Regions from separate parts of the Homo sapiens genome. Here regions 2 and 3 are each linked to region 1. The links are chromatin contacts, found by Hi-C in ENCODE. All regions are on one chromosome and are shown on one strand. The core of a region is the stretch at or near the end of the contact, and the rest is flanking DNA. Distances in the headings are between cores, read along the strand shown. Region 1 holds the start of SLC35B3 (solute carrier family 35 member B3). Region 2 holds the start of TMEM14C (transmembrane protein 14C). Region 3 holds the start of GCNT2 (glucosaminyl (N-acetyl) transferase 2 (I blood group)).

What was found. A loop is a pair of places that touch in the nucleus more often than their neighbours do. Pooled maps may share reads with other maps.
Region 2: a loop to region 1 is called in a map of naive thymus-derived CD4-positive, alpha-beta T cell, with 5 times the contacts of the local background. The contact joins the promoter of TMEM14C here to the promoter of SLC35B3 in region 1. A Hi-C loop is called at or near these places in 2 of 168 maps with a recorded cell type or tissue (mammary epithelial cell and naive thymus-derived CD4-positive, alpha-beta T cell) and 10 of 50 pooled maps.
Region 3: a loop to region 1 is called in a pooled map, with 4 times the contacts of the local background. The contact joins the promoter of GCNT2 here to the promoter of SLC35B3 in region 1. A Hi-C loop is called at or near these places in 2 of 37 single-sample maps with no recorded cell type and 10 of 50 pooled maps.

What each region holds. Positions count from the first base shown.
Region 1 is chr6:8,432,639-8,437,757 of GRCh38, forward strand. SLC35B3 (solute carrier family 35 member B3) reads right to left here and starts at 2,907. Exons shown (of 10, transcript NM_001370479.2): 1 at 2,705-2,907. LOC100506207 (a long non-coding RNA gene) reads left to right here and starts at 2,985. Exons shown (of 5, transcript NR_038980.1): 1 at 2,985-3,540. RefSeq lists enhancers at 2,535-2,674, 2,647-3,188, 2,685-2,744, 2,945-3,114, 3,055-3,134 and 2 more.
Region 2 is chr6:10,719,506-10,724,624 of GRCh38, forward strand. TMEM14C (transmembrane protein 14C) reads left to right here and starts at 3,565. Exons shown (of 6, transcript NM_016462.4): 1 at 3,565-3,736; 2 at 5,065-5,119. The coding sequence starts at 5,109. RefSeq lists silencers at 622-781, 1,112-1,251, 3,496-3,625 and an enhancer at 3,565-4,461.
Region 3 is chr6:10,519,258-10,524,376 of GRCh38, forward strand. GCNT2 (glucosaminyl (N-acetyl) transferase 2 (I blood group)) reads left to right here and starts at 2,094. Exons shown (of 5, transcript NM_145649.5): 1 at 2,094-2,160. LOC101928146 (a long non-coding RNA gene) reads right to left here and starts at 2,149. Exons shown (of 3, transcript XR_001743961.2): 1 at 2,091-2,149. RefSeq lists enhancers at 1-660, 2,381-2,440.

The sequences.
Region 1 (5,119 bases), core at 1,657-4,156:
ACCTTCAAAAGTGGGAGGAGTTAAAAATGTGCCTATCACAGGATTTTGGTTAGGACTATATGAAATAAATGTAAAATTGCCTGGCATATGACAGTCCATAAGTGTGTTAGCTGTCATCCTTCAACTTTTTAGAAATATTGCTAGGGTGATATGGTGTGCTCAAGCTGACTCACCCCTTTGATGTGCAGCTGGAAATACAGACCTGAATTTCCAACGCTGCCTTCTCTCCTGAGATCCAGAGCTCTACGTCTAAATGCTTCTTTGATACCTCTACTCATAAGCTCTGCTGGCACTTCATATTTAAAATGGCCAAAGCTGATTATTTTCCCCTCAAAACAAATCTACTGTTTGTTCCTATATTCCCAATCTCACTTAACAGTACCTAGTATGAAACACAAGCTAAAAATCTGGGAGTCATCTTAAGAATCTTTCCTTTTCCTCACATTCTATATTTTGCCAAGATTCCTGTTAACTCTACCTCTATAACTATATCTAATATCTGTTTCGGACCCTACTCCATCAGGCAGCCATTTTCTCTTGCCTAGATTACGAGACTGTTTATAATCAATTCTTCCCTTTCTGACCCATCTGTCACATGGCTCAACGTGAAGTCTGATCATGCTGCATCCATGAATAAGGCCTCGAAGTTAAAAACGAGTTGATGTCCTGGACTCAATCATATTATACATATTTTTCAAATTCCTAAATGATAATGGTATAGCTTTTTCGTTTTTATACTTGTTTCTCCTAAAAGCCTATGAAATCCTTAAGGCAAGAGATATCTTCCTATGATGTTCTGGCACATAACAAAAATGTAAGATTAAATGAAGGACTCTACCACAGTTTAGCAAGCACCATTTATTTAATCAACGTTATTCAGCTCCTTTCCAACACTTTACCACTTCTAATACACTTCTTGGCAACTTTATGTGCTGCAGATCTAGGCCATATGTGCAGAATGAAATCTCTCTAGCACTGTCTTTTCTACATGTATGCCAAAATACCGACATTGCTACTGAAACTCCCCACAAAACATTTGAAATGAACATGAAAATAAATTTGTTTCCTCTGCCTGAGGCATCAGTCTCATAAAACTTGCCCACCAAAGCCTTGCATTTAGAATGCTGTTTTATTAATAAGAACATCACTGGTGAGAAAGTGTGACTGATAAAGACCTCTGATACCTAATAACTGTGATCATTGGGGAATGTCTGCCATATCCCTTCCACTTCAAACATTAATGACTGATACTAACCATCATCTAAAAAAAAAAATGGGCCAAACTCCTTGTGATGCAAGGAGCAAAAATGAAGCATGGAATTAAAATTAGTTTTCAGACTAAATGATCAACATTGTGCTTTGCTTTTGAAGCTCACAGTAATCAGTGAAACTAAAATATATATATATATATTTTAAAAATCACAGGTGTGTATAATTGCCTGAGGCCTCTTCCTAAATTCAACACAGATATTCAACTTCAACTGCTAAAATGGAATAAAAAGGTAGCATTTCCGGCATACAATGTATATTTAAAAATTAAAATTAGTGATAATGTTGAGTTACAATGACCTATTGAAGTCACAATTATTTCAGTTTATTTTTGAGTTTTCCGACCTGAAGGACAAAAGTCCCACACCAAAAAAAGGTAGAATATGAAAAAAAAGTCATTACGGTGTCATTAACCTGAAAAAACGTGATTTTAACTATACTTTGCCACACTCAACGTTACAAATAAAAGAATCTTACCATGCCATTATGCCTTGATTAACTGCGCTCCGGAATCAATCATGGCCTATGGTGTACGATTATAAAACAGAAAAAACAAAGTTCCATCTCATTTCTTTGTACACACATCATTACACAAAGGTGGAGAAACCCTGTGCTAATGTTTGAAGACTATTCTTTTTTTTTTCCAAGAGAAAAAGTTAACACTAGGACTTTATATATTAAGTAATTAAGTAAAAATAACGCTGTCTAAATTATTTTGAAATGCTGCCTCTCTTCCAAGTTCCAAACTATCTCAATTCACTTAGAAAAACGTTTAATCAAAAAACAATTCTAGGCTTCTGATATCCTAATGTAGAAAAAATGCAGATACTCAACACTTAAGATTTTGTTAGCGCACCAAATCATTCCATCTTTTACTTTCAATATTCCTTAAATAATAAAAAGACGGGAGAGATAATTCAGTTGCAAAGACTGGAGGAAACTTGCAGAACTTCTAGTGGAAGTTTATGCCATAAACTTAATAGCCCAGCCAGAACAATCACATTCTACTGCAAGCCAAATGGAGAAAAGAGTACCTTGGAGTGCCCCTATTTAATAAACACGGAACGAGGAAACAGTTAACTGTAAATACAGTCTAGAGGTATCCAGGTGACTGACAGTTCTCCAGAGACCCCGAGAACAGCGTAAAAGACCCCTTGAGGTCACCTCACCCCTGCGAGTCCACGGATTGGGACCTGAGGGAGTTCTCGCCAGCCCGAGGGCGAAAAACGGGCGAGGAGGAACAGATGCTCCTCCCTGGAAACCGCCCGGCCGGTTTCCGCTCTTTCAAAAAAGGGAATCACCCGTTTCTTCCATCCCGACCTCATCCATTCCTCGAACGCTCCTTCTGGATGAGGAAGATGGGCAGTGTCAAGGTTTTCTGGAGGAGAGGAGATCTGGGTCCCAAACACAGGAAAGGCCCCGAAGGCACGCGTACCCCAAGGCCGGTATGTCACCCGGAAGGGTGACGGCAGCCTGCGTGGCGTCTGAGCTAGACGGAGCATCTCCCCCTCCCCTGGTCCGTCGCCATCACCTCCTCTTCCTCCTCCTCCTCGCCCACTCCTGCACTTTCCACCGCGGCGGTCGCCTCCCCGGAAAGCACTCTCAACTCCGGCGCCCGCAGGCCACTTCCGCCTATGTGTCCCTGCGCGCGTGCGCAGACGCGTGGCCCCGCCTCCCGACAGGCCTGTGTGGCCGGTGGCGGGCGGGCCGTTACCTCCCGCGCATGCTCTATGGGGTAGAGACGCTAGGCCGGCACTGCCTAGGTGGGCCGGGCGGTGCGAGGGTCGCCTTTCAGCCTTTACCTCTACCCACTGAAATGGAGTAGGTCGGTGAGCGCCGATCTGCTGGAGAATCTCATTATCCCATCGGCGCTCTGCCTGCTCCTGGCCTCCAAGCCTCTGAAGCCCCTCGGGTTTCAGCTGCCGGCTACCCTCGAGCCCGTGGTGCCCACGAGAGAGGCGACTTTACGTCAGCGGCCCTGGGCTGAGATTTGAGAACGCGACCAAGTGGAGAATGTTGGAGCCAGATTTTAAAATCCTTGTCTTCCTTCTGCGTGCTACTTGATCTAAATGAGATACGGCAAAGTCACAGAACCTGTTTTTATGTTTTTGCCTGATTCATACGGGCTTCTCCGGTGAAGATGGGCCTGAAGTAACGCTTGGGTTGCTTCTGACGTTATAACTCATCCTGTAGCTGCAGCAACCGTGGTCCTTGCAACCTCATAAAAATGTTGCCAGCATTGTTTCGATAGTGCTGCTTAATTCTTGGAAGGTAAATCTCAAAGCTTGAGGACCAGCCATCAAAACTTTTGTAAAAGGTTTTCCCCGCGTTTAGGGCCTCATCCATCACCACTGAGATGTAATAACGTAAAAACCAAGACGGTTTGGGGATGAGCTGTTTTCAGAGAATAATTAAGGAAAATATTACTGTAACGAAGATGGACAATTTTTGAAAGCATGCCTTGAATACCAGAAAGGGATGAATTGGATTAATATGTATGTTAGAATCCAGTCAGTTATGGACAACTTTTAAAATTTTACAGGCACTCTTCAGAAAGGGTAGCATTTGTGTCTTGTATTGGGATCGAGGGTTTGTAAGAAAGCAAGGCACCTACTTTGGTGGTGAGAAAAAAAGGTCTGGGTAGACATTTTCGTTTAATACTTGCCAACGTTGTTAGGCTGGTGTTAGCAACACTTAGGAATGTTGGAATTAAGGCTTAGAGAACTTAAATTTCCTAAAGAGATAGTAAATGACAAAACCTTTCAGTGATGCCATATCGTCACTGTATAATGTGAATTTAGTACTACTGTTAGCCATTTATATGGTGGTTATTTATCAAGTATTTATTAAATGGGCATATGTATAGCTCATATCGTAAACTATGCGTATGAGCTCCCTGTCCTGAAGAAATTAGGGGTTTCCATGAGAAAGTAAATGGCAGTATAAAACAACTTAAGGTACAAGAGGTGTTACAAGGTACCATCTGCTCATGCCTGGACAATTGCAGTAGCCGTGAGCATAGCTTTCTGCATTCCCTTTATTTCTCTACATAGTTGCATTCAGCAGCTGGAGTGATCCCATTAGAACCTGAATATGCCACTCCTCTGTGCAGAACCTTTTAGCGGTTTACCATTTTACTCAGATTAAAGTTCAAAATTCTTACCCTGACTTTTAAGACTGAACTTATTCTTGATGGATCACATCCAAGCTACACTTCAGAGCTTTTCTAATTGCCCCCAAGCACAGCAAGCATCAGTGCTTTGTAGCTGTTGTTCCTTCTGCATGGAACACTGCCCTCTCAGATGTCCACAGAGCTTGCTTCCTCATTTTTTTCCAGTCACTGCTCAAATGTCACCTGGCTCTTCTCTGACTACCATGTCAGTGAAATATTTTTACATGTCAAATGTGAAATGTAGGAGAGACTATCTGGAGTAGTACTTATTATAGAGTAGGTGTTTAATAAATATCGACTCTCTTACAATACTTCCCATTTACTCCTGTGATAACCACGTGGTAAACAAAATTAAAGACTTGCAGCTATGAATTGTTTTTTATTGACTGATTGACTGATTGAGGCAGAGGCTCACTCTGTCGCTCAGGCTGGAGTGCAGTGGCACATCTCAGCTCACTGCAACCTCTGCCTCCTGGGTTCAAGCCATTCTCCTGTCTCAGCCTCCCGAGTAGCTGGGATTATAGGCGCCTGTCACCATGCCCGGCTAATTTTTGTATTTTTAGTAGAGATGGGGTTTCACCTTATTGACCAGGCTGGTCTCGAACTCCTGACCCCAAGTGATCCACCCACCTCAGCCTCCCAAAGTGCTAGGATTATAAGCGTGAGCCACTGCGCCTG
Region 2 (5,119 bases), core at 2,315-4,814, 2.3 Mb after region 1:
TGGGTTTGTGGTCTCACTAGCTTCAGAAGCAAAACTGTAGCCTTATCACGGTGAGTATTAAAACTCATAAACATTGCACGGATCTAAAGAACTATCAGCACCAACATTTATTGCAAAAAGCAAAAGAACAAAGCTCTGTCAGCCCAAGAAAACACCCAAGCACGTTTCCCCTACTGGCTGTGGGTGGCCAGTTTTTATTCCCTAATCTGGCCACACCCACATCCAGCTGATTGGTCCATTTTACAGAGTGCCGATTGGTGCATTTGCAAACCTTTAGCTAGACACAGAGTGCTGATTGGTGCGTTTACAATCCTTTGGCTAGATACAAAAGTTCTCCAAGTCCTGACCAGATTAGCTAGACACAGAGCGCTGATTGGTGCGTTTACAAACCTTTAGCTAGACAAAAAACTGCTGACTGGTGCATTTACAATCCTTTAGCTAGACACAAAAGTTTTCCAAGTCCCCACCCGTCCCAGAAGCCCAGCGGGCTTCACCTCTCGCTGGGAGTTGGGTGGGACTTTTTGGCAACTAGCCTGGGCACTCCGGGAGCTCCTCCCACACAACCAAGAGGAAAAGAGGAGGAGAGAGACAGAGACCCGCCATCGTGGCCAACGACCCCGCCAAGAGGGAACGGCGGTCCACGCACTGGACCCAGCCTCCGATCAAGCCCAGCAGGGGCCGGCAGGTCGCGCCAAGTGCGGGGCCCACCGAGCCTGCGCCCACCTGGAACCCGGGGCAGCGCAGCCCCAGTCCCCGCCTGCGCCTCTCCCTCCACGCCTCCCCACGAGCAGATGGAGCCGGCTCCGGTCTCGGCCAGCCCCAGGGAGGGCCCCGCACAGCGCAGCGGCGGGCTGAAGGGCTCCTCGAGCCTGGCCGATGCTAAGGAGGCACCGAGAGCAAGCGAAGGCTGCTAGTGAGAGGTGACGACGTGCTGGCAGTCCTCAGAGCCCTCGCTCTCGGCGCCTCCTCTTCCTGGGCTCCCACTTTGGAGGCACTTGAGCCCTTTAGCCCACCGCTGCACTGTGGGAACCCCTTTCTGGGCTGGCCAAGGCCAGAGCTGGCTCCCTCAGCTTGCAGGGAGGTGTGGAGGAAGAGGCGCGAGCGGAAACCAGGGCTGCGCGCGGCGCTTCCGCGCCAGTTGGAGTTCCGGGTGGGCGTGGGCTTGGCGGGCCCCGCACTCGGAGCAGCCGGCCGGCCGGCCCTGGGCAATGAGGGGCTTGGCACCCAGGCCAGCGGCTGCAGAGGGTGTACTGGGTCCCCCAGCAGTGCCAGCCCACCGGCGCTGCGTTGGATTTCTCGCGGGGCCTTAGCTGCCTTCCGACGGGGCAGGGCTCGGAACCTGCAGCCCGCCATGCCTGAGCCTCCCACCACCTCCGTGGGCTCCTGTAGGGCCCGAGCCTCCCTGATGAGCACCACCCCCTGCTCCACAGGGCCCAGTCCCATCAACCACCCAAGAGCTGAGAAGTGTGGGCGCAGGGCGCAGGACTGGAAGGCAGCTCCACCTGCAGCCCTGGTGTGGGATCCACTGGGTGAAGCCAGCTGGGTTAAGTCTGGTGGGGAGGTGGAGAACCTTTATGTTTAGCTCAGGGATTGTAAATACACCAATTGGCACTCTATATCTAGCTCAAGGTTTGTAAACACACCAATCAGCCCCCTGTGTCTGGCTCAGGGTTTGTGAATGCACCAATGGACACTGTATCTAGCTACTCTGGTGGGGACCGTGGAGAACCTTTATGTCTAGCTTAGGGATTGTAAATACACCAATCGGCACTCTGTATCTAGCTCAAGGTTTGTAAACACACCAGTCAGCACCGTGTGTCTAGCTCAGGGTTTGTGAATGCACCAATCCACACTCTGTATCTAGCTACTCTGGCAGGACCTTGGAGAACCTTTGTGTGGACACTCTATAGCTAATCTGGTGGGGACGTGGAGAACTTTTGTATCTAGCTCAGGGATTGTAAACGCACCAATCAGCACCCTGTCAAAACAGACCACTCGGCTCTACCAATCAGCAGGATGTGGGTGGGGCCAGATAAGAGAATAAAAGCAGGCTGCCCAAGCCAGTAGTTGTAACGCACTTGGGTTTTCTTCTATGTGGAGGAGGCTTTGTTCTTTCTCTTTTTCTTTTTGCAACAAATATTGCTGTTGCTCGGTGCTTAGGTCCTGTGTTGTCTTTACAAGTGGTAACGCTCACTGCGAAGATTTGCAGTTTTGCTCCCAAAGCTACGAAGACCACGATCCCACCGGAAAGAACAAACATATTCCAGACGCACTGCCTTAAGAGCTTTAACATTCGTTATAGAAGTCTGTAGCTTTGCTCCTTGAGCCAGTCCAAAGCTAGGGAGACCACGATCCCACCGGGAAGAACAAACAATTCCAGACACACTGCCTTAAGAGCTTTAACATCCACCACAGAGGTCTGTAGCTTTGCTCGTTGAGCCAGTGAGACAGCAAACCCACCAGCAGAAAAACTCCCTGAATACTTCTAAACATCGGAAGAAAAACTCTAGAGACACTGCTTTTAAGAACTAACACTCATCGCGAGGGTCTGCAGCTTTCTCAAGTCAGACCAAGAAGCCATCAATTTTGAACACACTGGCACGTTGTGATCTCTCACTATCTCCACTAAAAATAACAAAAATTAGCCTGGCAGCCAGGGGTGGTGGTACAGGCCTATAATCCCAGCTACTCAGGCAGCTGAGGCAGGAGAATCAGTTGAACATGGGAGTCAGAGGTAGTGGTGAGACAAGATCATACGCTGCACTCCAGCCTGGGCAATAGAGTGAGACTCCACATAAAAAAAAAAAAAACTTGGCTGGAATTCGCTTTATTCACTGACAATTATATTGGTCAGATTTGTGTATGTTGATACTTGTAGGGGATGGAGAGGGAGAAGTCAACGATGACAGCAAATTTTAGTGTAGAGCAACTAAGAGAATGGTGGTGCAGGAAACGGAATAGGAGTGACTCCAAGTGGGAATGGAGATAATATGCTGTGGATATTTTGGGTCCACAGAGCTGGGTAAAAATCAGGTTTAACTTACTCCCCATCCCCCTTTAAGATGCTTCTCAAGCAGCCTCACTCCCTAAAACAAACGGATATTTGGCTTTGAGCCACATTATTCTGCAGCCCCCGTATTTTCTTCCAGGCAGGCCCTTCCTGGTGTAGACAAGATCGGGCTTGAGTGACACTCCTCCCTGATGGCCTGCATCTGGTTTATACCCTGTAACTTGTTCCTCTATTAATGGGGTCCTTCAAAATCCAGCCTCAGATTCCCTGGTCCCGCAGCGGTGGCCTCACCTCTGGCGTGGCCGAGCTCACGTGGTCCGGCTTGTGCAAGTCCCAGGTCCAACTCCGGGTCTCCTGCTTTTGGCCACTCAGGATTGGACCTGGGACTGATACTGGTCGGCCCTGCAGGCGCTGCGGACAGGGGAAGCACAGAGATTCCCCGCCGCGTTCCCTGGACTCAGGAGCTCGCCGCGATGCCCCGCCCCACTCTCCACCCGCTGAATGCAGGGCGCATGCTGCTACTTGGCGGCTCAAGCCCCGCCCGCACCGTCCCCATTCTCTGACCGCCCCTCTCCCGGTACACTGCGCAGGCACAACAGAGCCGCTCCCCTCTCCTCGCCCCGCCACCGGGACGGAGAGCGCCCGCCGCTGCATTTCCGGCGACACCTCGCAGTCATTCCTGCGGCTTGCGCGCCCTTGTAGACAGCCGGGGCCTTCGTGAGACCGGTGCGAGTATTTGGGGATTATTCTTATTTTCTGCCACTTTTAACTTTTAGGGATTATTTAGGAGTTTCACGGCCGTCTGCTTTTCGTCCCCCCGATTCAGCGGGCCTTCAGGCCGTGTGGTCGGTGCTTTTCTCGTTGGGTATTTTCTGCTTTTAAAAGAAGTTGTGGATGCGCGGAGCCCCTGGGCTCCTGAGGCAAAGGCTTACCCATGTAGCATAGTGTTGCCTCGTTTCTTGGTGATTTTCTTGCTCCATCTCTTTAAAAGCCTCCCTTACTCGGTGCCGTCTCGAGTTAAGAACTGTGGGCAAGATCCCAAGCCCGCTGCCCTTCCCTGTTTTATGGAAACTTAATTCTTTTTTTTTTTTTTTTTGTCCTTGAGGGAGGGACTTGCTCTGTCGCCCATGCTTGAGTGCAGTTGCCTGAATATGTCTCATTGCAGCCTCTGCCTCCTGGGCTCAAGCCATCCTCCCACTTCAGCCTCCCAAGTAGCTGGGATTTACAGTCGCATATCACCATGCGCGATTAATTTTTTTATATTTTTTAGTAGACAATGGGTTTCACTATGTTGGCCAGGCTGGTCTTGAACTCCTAACCCCAGGTGATCCGCCCGCCTCGGCCTCCTAAAGTACTGGGATGACAGGCGTCAGCCACTGCGCTTGGCCTAATTCTTTAAACAGAATAAACGGGGTATGCATTGCTTTCATCTTTTGGCTCACTGGACACAGGATACTTTCTGTAAGAAAATAGAAGCTGTTTTTCCAAGGGTGTAGTGTCACATGTGAATATGACCACTGTTTCCGTATATTTTATCCTCTCCTACTACTGCCCTCCTAACAAGAACTGTGAGTTGGACGCAGAAGTTTCTAAAAAAGTTGAGCTTTGAAATTGGCTGTTGCAGCAGGGATGAAAAGCAACACCCCTACCTCCCCTCAAAAGAGACATTAAAGTAGTTGGATTAAGGGCACGGGAGTATTTGCTTTTGAATTTAGTGATAACATGGGTAGCTGATGAAATGACTAACACATTCCCTGATTTTAGAGCTGGTCAGTGGATCTTGCTGAGTTTCCCGTGGGCCTATGTGATTAAAACTGAGGTTTTCATGACAATGGTCAGCATCTGTTCAGGGTTTACTAGGTGCTAAGCACCTTTACATGTGACATCCATTGAATGCTCACTACAGCCCCAGGAAATCGGTACCAGTGTTATCCTCATGGTACAGTGAAGAATACTGAGACTTAGGTTGCGTAGCTTGCAGGTTGGACACACTTCTTTCTGACTGCTGGAGAGCTGTGCTTTTAACTACCTCTGATCCAGCTTGTTTTCTGCAGGTGCAGGCCTGGGGTAGTCTCCTGTCTGGACAGAGAAGAGAAAAATGCAGGACAC
Region 3 (5,119 bases), core at 844-3,343, 2.1 Mb after region 1:
TACCATAATCCTAAAACTCTAAAATAAATGCTGTTAAAACAGTTGGGCTTCTTTTAGTCTTTTCAAAATAGGTCATTTTAAGAATTGTTGATTTGGCCAGGCGGGGTGGCTCACATCTGTAATCCCAGCACTTTAGGAGGCCAAGGTGGGCAGATTACTTGAGGTCAGGAGTTCGAGATCAGCCTGACCAACATGGAGAAACCCCGTCTCTACTAAAAATACAAAAGATTAGTCGGGCGTGGTGGCAGGCGTCTGTAATCCAGCTACTTGGGAGGCTGAGACAGAATTGCTTCAACCCAGGAGGCGGAGGTAGCAGTGAGCCGAGATTGCACCACTGCATTCCAGCCTGGGTGACAGAGCAAGGCTCCATCTCAAAAAAAAAAGAAAAGAAAAAGAAAACAGACGACAGGTGCAGTGGCTCACACCTGTAATCCCAGCACTTTGGGAGGCCAAGGTGGGTGGATCACCTGAGGTCGGGAGTTCGAGACCATCCTGACCAACATGGAGAAACCCCGTCTTTAATAAAAATACAAAAAATTAGCAGGGCATGGTGGCGCATGCCTGTAATCCCAGCTACTCGGAGGCTGAGACAGGAGAATTGCTTGAACCCAGGAGGCAGAGACTGCGGTTAGCCAAGATCGTGCCATTGCCCTCCAGCCTGGGCAACAAGAGCAAAACTCGGTCTCAAAAAAAAAAAAAACGAAAAAGAAAAGAAAAATAATCATTGATTTGGGCCGGGTGTGGTGGCTCACGCCTGTAATCCTAGCACTTTGGGAGGCCAAGAGGGGTGGATCACTTGAGTCCAGGAGTTCAAGATCATCCTGGTCAACATGGTGAAACCCTTTCTGTACTAAAAATACAAAAATTACCCGGGCATAGTGGTGGATGCCTGTAGTCCCAGCTACTCAGGAGGCTGAGGCAGGAGAATTGCTTGAACCTGGGAGGCAGAGGGTGCAGTGAGCTGAGATTGTGACACTGCACTGGGTGACAGAGCAAGGCTCTGTCACAAAAAAAAAAAAAAAAAAAAAAAGTTGATTTGCTATTTCTTCAGTTTATCCTGGCTTTATGACTGGAAAAAAATTTTTTTTAACTCAGTTGGATTTTTTCTTTTTTTTTTTTTTTTTTTAAGTTGATGTCTCACTATGTTGCCCAGGCTGGTCTCAGAATTCCTGGGCTCAAACAACCCTCCCGCCTCAGCCTCCCTAGTAGCTGAAACTGCAGGTGCACACCACCATACCCTGCTTTATCCCCACTGAATTTTATAAGCTGCTTCTGACTGCAAAGTGTTTGGCAGAAGAGAGGGATATGGCTAAATGCACGGTATGACTAGCTTGTTTCCTGGGACAGGAATCAGTTCATTCCTGAAAGGGTATGTAAAGAGCCCGTTTGCCTGGCCTAGGAAAAGCCAGAGGTTCAGAGAGAGGAAGTGACTTGCTCAAGATATACAGCTTGCATTAGAGAGGAGAGAACTTGCCTTCTGAAAATGCCCAGGGCATTTTCTACTAAATTCTGCTGCCACCTTAGGATTCCCCTTCCCCAGTGTGGGTAGCATTTGAGCAGAACACATATCTAAATCTGTTAGAGGTTACCCTGGGGCAGAGACTATAAGATTTCCTACCAATAACTAAACATAAGAGTGGAACCTTAAACACGAGGGGTCTGTGAGGGAATCCAAAACTTCCCCTCTTGAAAAAGCAGCCTCTAAGGGGGCAAAATGGAGGGTAGTCTTAGGAAAACACCCAAATAATTATCCTGAGGTCTATCTTGGAGTGTCCTCATGAAAAACCCAGTTACACCCAGGGCAGTTACCTTTCTGAGCGGTTTCTTATAACATTCCTGGAGTGGAAAGTGATCAACTCAAAGCCCTCCAGGACTCTAGAGGCAGGGGATGAGCTGGTGTCAGGTAGCACCTGGTATCCAGCAGCTTAAAAAATCCAGACTCTAGGCAGGCTCTCTGTAGACGTGTGTTCTCCTGTCTCAGACTCTTAGGGCAGGCCTTGGGGGTGGGACTGAAAGCAAACAGACCTTCCCACTTTCACATTCCAGCCTCTGTTATTCCACTTAAAACGCTAGGGTTAAACTGCGTTTACCTTAAACAGGCTTACTGTGTTCACTGCTGGACGCCTCTGGGCAATCTTACCCTCCTGGGAACTGAGAGAGGTAGGTGGAGGTCAGCGTGCTGGGAAACTGGTGGAGGGAGGAAACTGCGGGGAGCTGGTCTTCTCGTGTTACCTCTGTTAAATCGCTGACAGCAGTTTAAGGTCCAATAGGCTGGTACTCAAATGGGCTGCGTGGATGTTTTATATTTCCAGAACCTAGCACAGTGCCGGGCATAAAGTAAGTACACCAAAAAATGTTGAATGAGTCATTTGGTCATGAGATTTCTGTTTTCAAAGGTTTTTTTTTTTTCAAAGAATAGCATGTTTGTATGTTGTTTCATTACATGATGGGCCTACTGGGCACGAGGGTTTTCCATCTGTCTCTAAATCATTAGTATCCTTCTGTATCTCAGTTACAACTTTTAACTTTGTAGGAAAGAACAACGTTCACTTCAGACTTAATGGTTTATGTTTCTCAGTTCCTTCAGGCAAGGGAAAATGTTTCCAGAATTTGATAAGGTACTTGGTACTGTCTGGCATTTAAATTTTTTTTTTTTTTTCCAGACATAGTCTCACTCTGTCACCCAGGCGAGAGTACGGTGGTGCGATCTCAGCTTACTGCAACCCCCACCTCCTGGGTCCTGCCTCAGCCTCCTGAGTAGCTGGGACTACAGGCATGCACAACCAAGCCCGGCTAATTTTTGTATCTTTAGTAGAGATGGGGTTTCATCATGTTGGCCAGGCTGGTCTCAAACTCCTGACTCCATGTGATCCACCTGCCTCAGCCTCCTGAAGTGCTGGGATTACAGGCGTGAGCCACCGTCCACAGCCTGAAATGTATTTTATTTAATTAGTTGCTGTGAGGTATGAACATTCCTGTGAGGTATGAACCTCATTTGATAATAGGTAAAATTGAAAATGAAGCTCTGGGCCATGTAGAAAAGTAGTAGATCCATATTGCCATTCTATGAAAACCCATCTTCTGATATTAAAGACAGGTCTACTAAGTAAATTCAGGTTTTGCCAAACTCAAAGCTACTTTTCTGTTTTCCTTATTTTTAAATGTAGGCCTTTGAGAGTCGTCACTTGTAAATAGTCTTTCTGCACCTGGTAGTAGATTGGCCAAATAGAGGGTAGTTACCTGTAGGCTGTGGTTTTCCAGAAGAAATAGGGAGACTGTAATCCCAGGCCCTGGGGACCCTACAGCGTAAAGGATCTGTTTCTTTGCACTCTGTTCTGATTGAACAGCATATTGCAATTATCGGAAGAAGGGAGGCTATATTCTTTCATGTAATTATTCTTAGTGATCAGAAGCTTGAGGTCTCCCTTGTGGAAGTATTCTACCTATGGCAGTAATTTTTGGTTCCTGTAACTTCAAAATCCTATCAAGGACTTTCTGAGCGATAGAGGTCGGGAGGGTAAGAGCAAAACTCCATCCAGAAAGGTGAAAACAACAAACAAAGCCTCGGGCACGGAGATTGGGCTGCTGTTCTAGCTTCTCATAATATCCCATTTATAGAATACACTCAATCCTCAACTCCAGGGTAACTTTCTGCAACAGTAAAATTAGACTTAAAACGAATGAGGTTCTCCAGCTCTGGCTTCTCCCGGAGACCCTGGCTTGGAAAGCCTGGAGTTGTCAGATATCTTTTCATGTGCAAACGCAGGCGGAAAGTGCCTTTAAGGCCTCGACTCCGCCTAGTAACTGAGCTGCTATTTAACTTTGCTCAGTCTTGCATTGCCTCAAAGTTATTTGACTGAGCTTGAAAAGACCAGCTTTCAGCCAGGCGCGGTGTGGCTCATGACTGTAATCCCAGCACTTTGGGAGGCCGAGTCAGGCGGATCACCTGAGATCAGGAGTTCGAGACCAGCCTACCAGCATGGTGAAACCCCATCTCTACTAAAAAGAAAATACAAAAATTAGCCGGGTGTGGTGGCACATGCCTGTAACCCCAGCTGCTCGGGAGGCTGAGGCAGGAGAATTGCTTAAACCCGGGAGGCAGAGGCTTCAGTGAGCCGGGATGGCGTCATTACACTGCAGACGGGGCAACAAGAGCGAAACTCCGTCTCAAAAGAAAAAAAAAAAAAAAAAGACCAGCTTTCTCTTATAGTTTCCTATTACTTTTTTTCCCAGCTATTTTTTGTTAAACGATCACAACCCACTTCATTTCCCCCTCGTAGCCTCTTCTTCCCCACAGCTTTCCATCCAGGTCTGGAATTAGCTCTGACTTCTCTAGAAGCCCTGAGCTGAGCACGTTAGGTGCCCTACCTCCAGAATCCTCCCAGCATGGCCTGGAGATTGCTGTTGTCTTGACTCTAGACTTGAAAAACCAAGGCCGGGCGCTGTGGCTCATGCCTGTAATCCCAGCACTTTGGGAGGCCGGGGTGGGCGGATCACGAGGTCAGGAGATCGAGACCATCCTGGCTAACACGGTGAAACCCCGTCTCTATTAAAAATACAAAAAAATTAGCCGGGCTTGGTGGTGGGCGCCTGTAGTCCCAGCTACTCGGGAGGCTGAGGCAGGAGAATGGCCTGAACCCGGGAGGCGGAGCTTGCAGTGAGCCGAGATCGCGCCACTGCACTCCAGCCTGGGTGACAGAGCGAGACTCTGTCTCAAAAAAAAAAAAAAAAAAAAACCAAGACTAAGAGGTGTGGTGATCTGGCTAGGAAGGAAGCCACAGTTGGGAGTTGGAGGCTCTAAGTAACAGCAGAGCCCCTTACAGCCTGCGAGATCCATGCTGGATCTTGGTTTGTTTTTCAACAAACGGGTGTTGTTTTCTCAAATTCACTCCAAGAGGAAGCTGTGATTATAAATCAAATGACTTATTCAACGGCTCCAAGCCTGTTAAGAGTGGCCTTGGTCCACGGAAACTTTCTGACACATAATCCAGGGCTTTTTTTTTTTTTTTTTAGACGGAGTTTCGCTCTTGTTGCCTGGGCTGGAGTGCGATGGCACGATCTCGGCTCACCGCAACCTTCGCCTCCCGGGGTTCAAGCGATTCTCCTGCCTCAGCCTCCT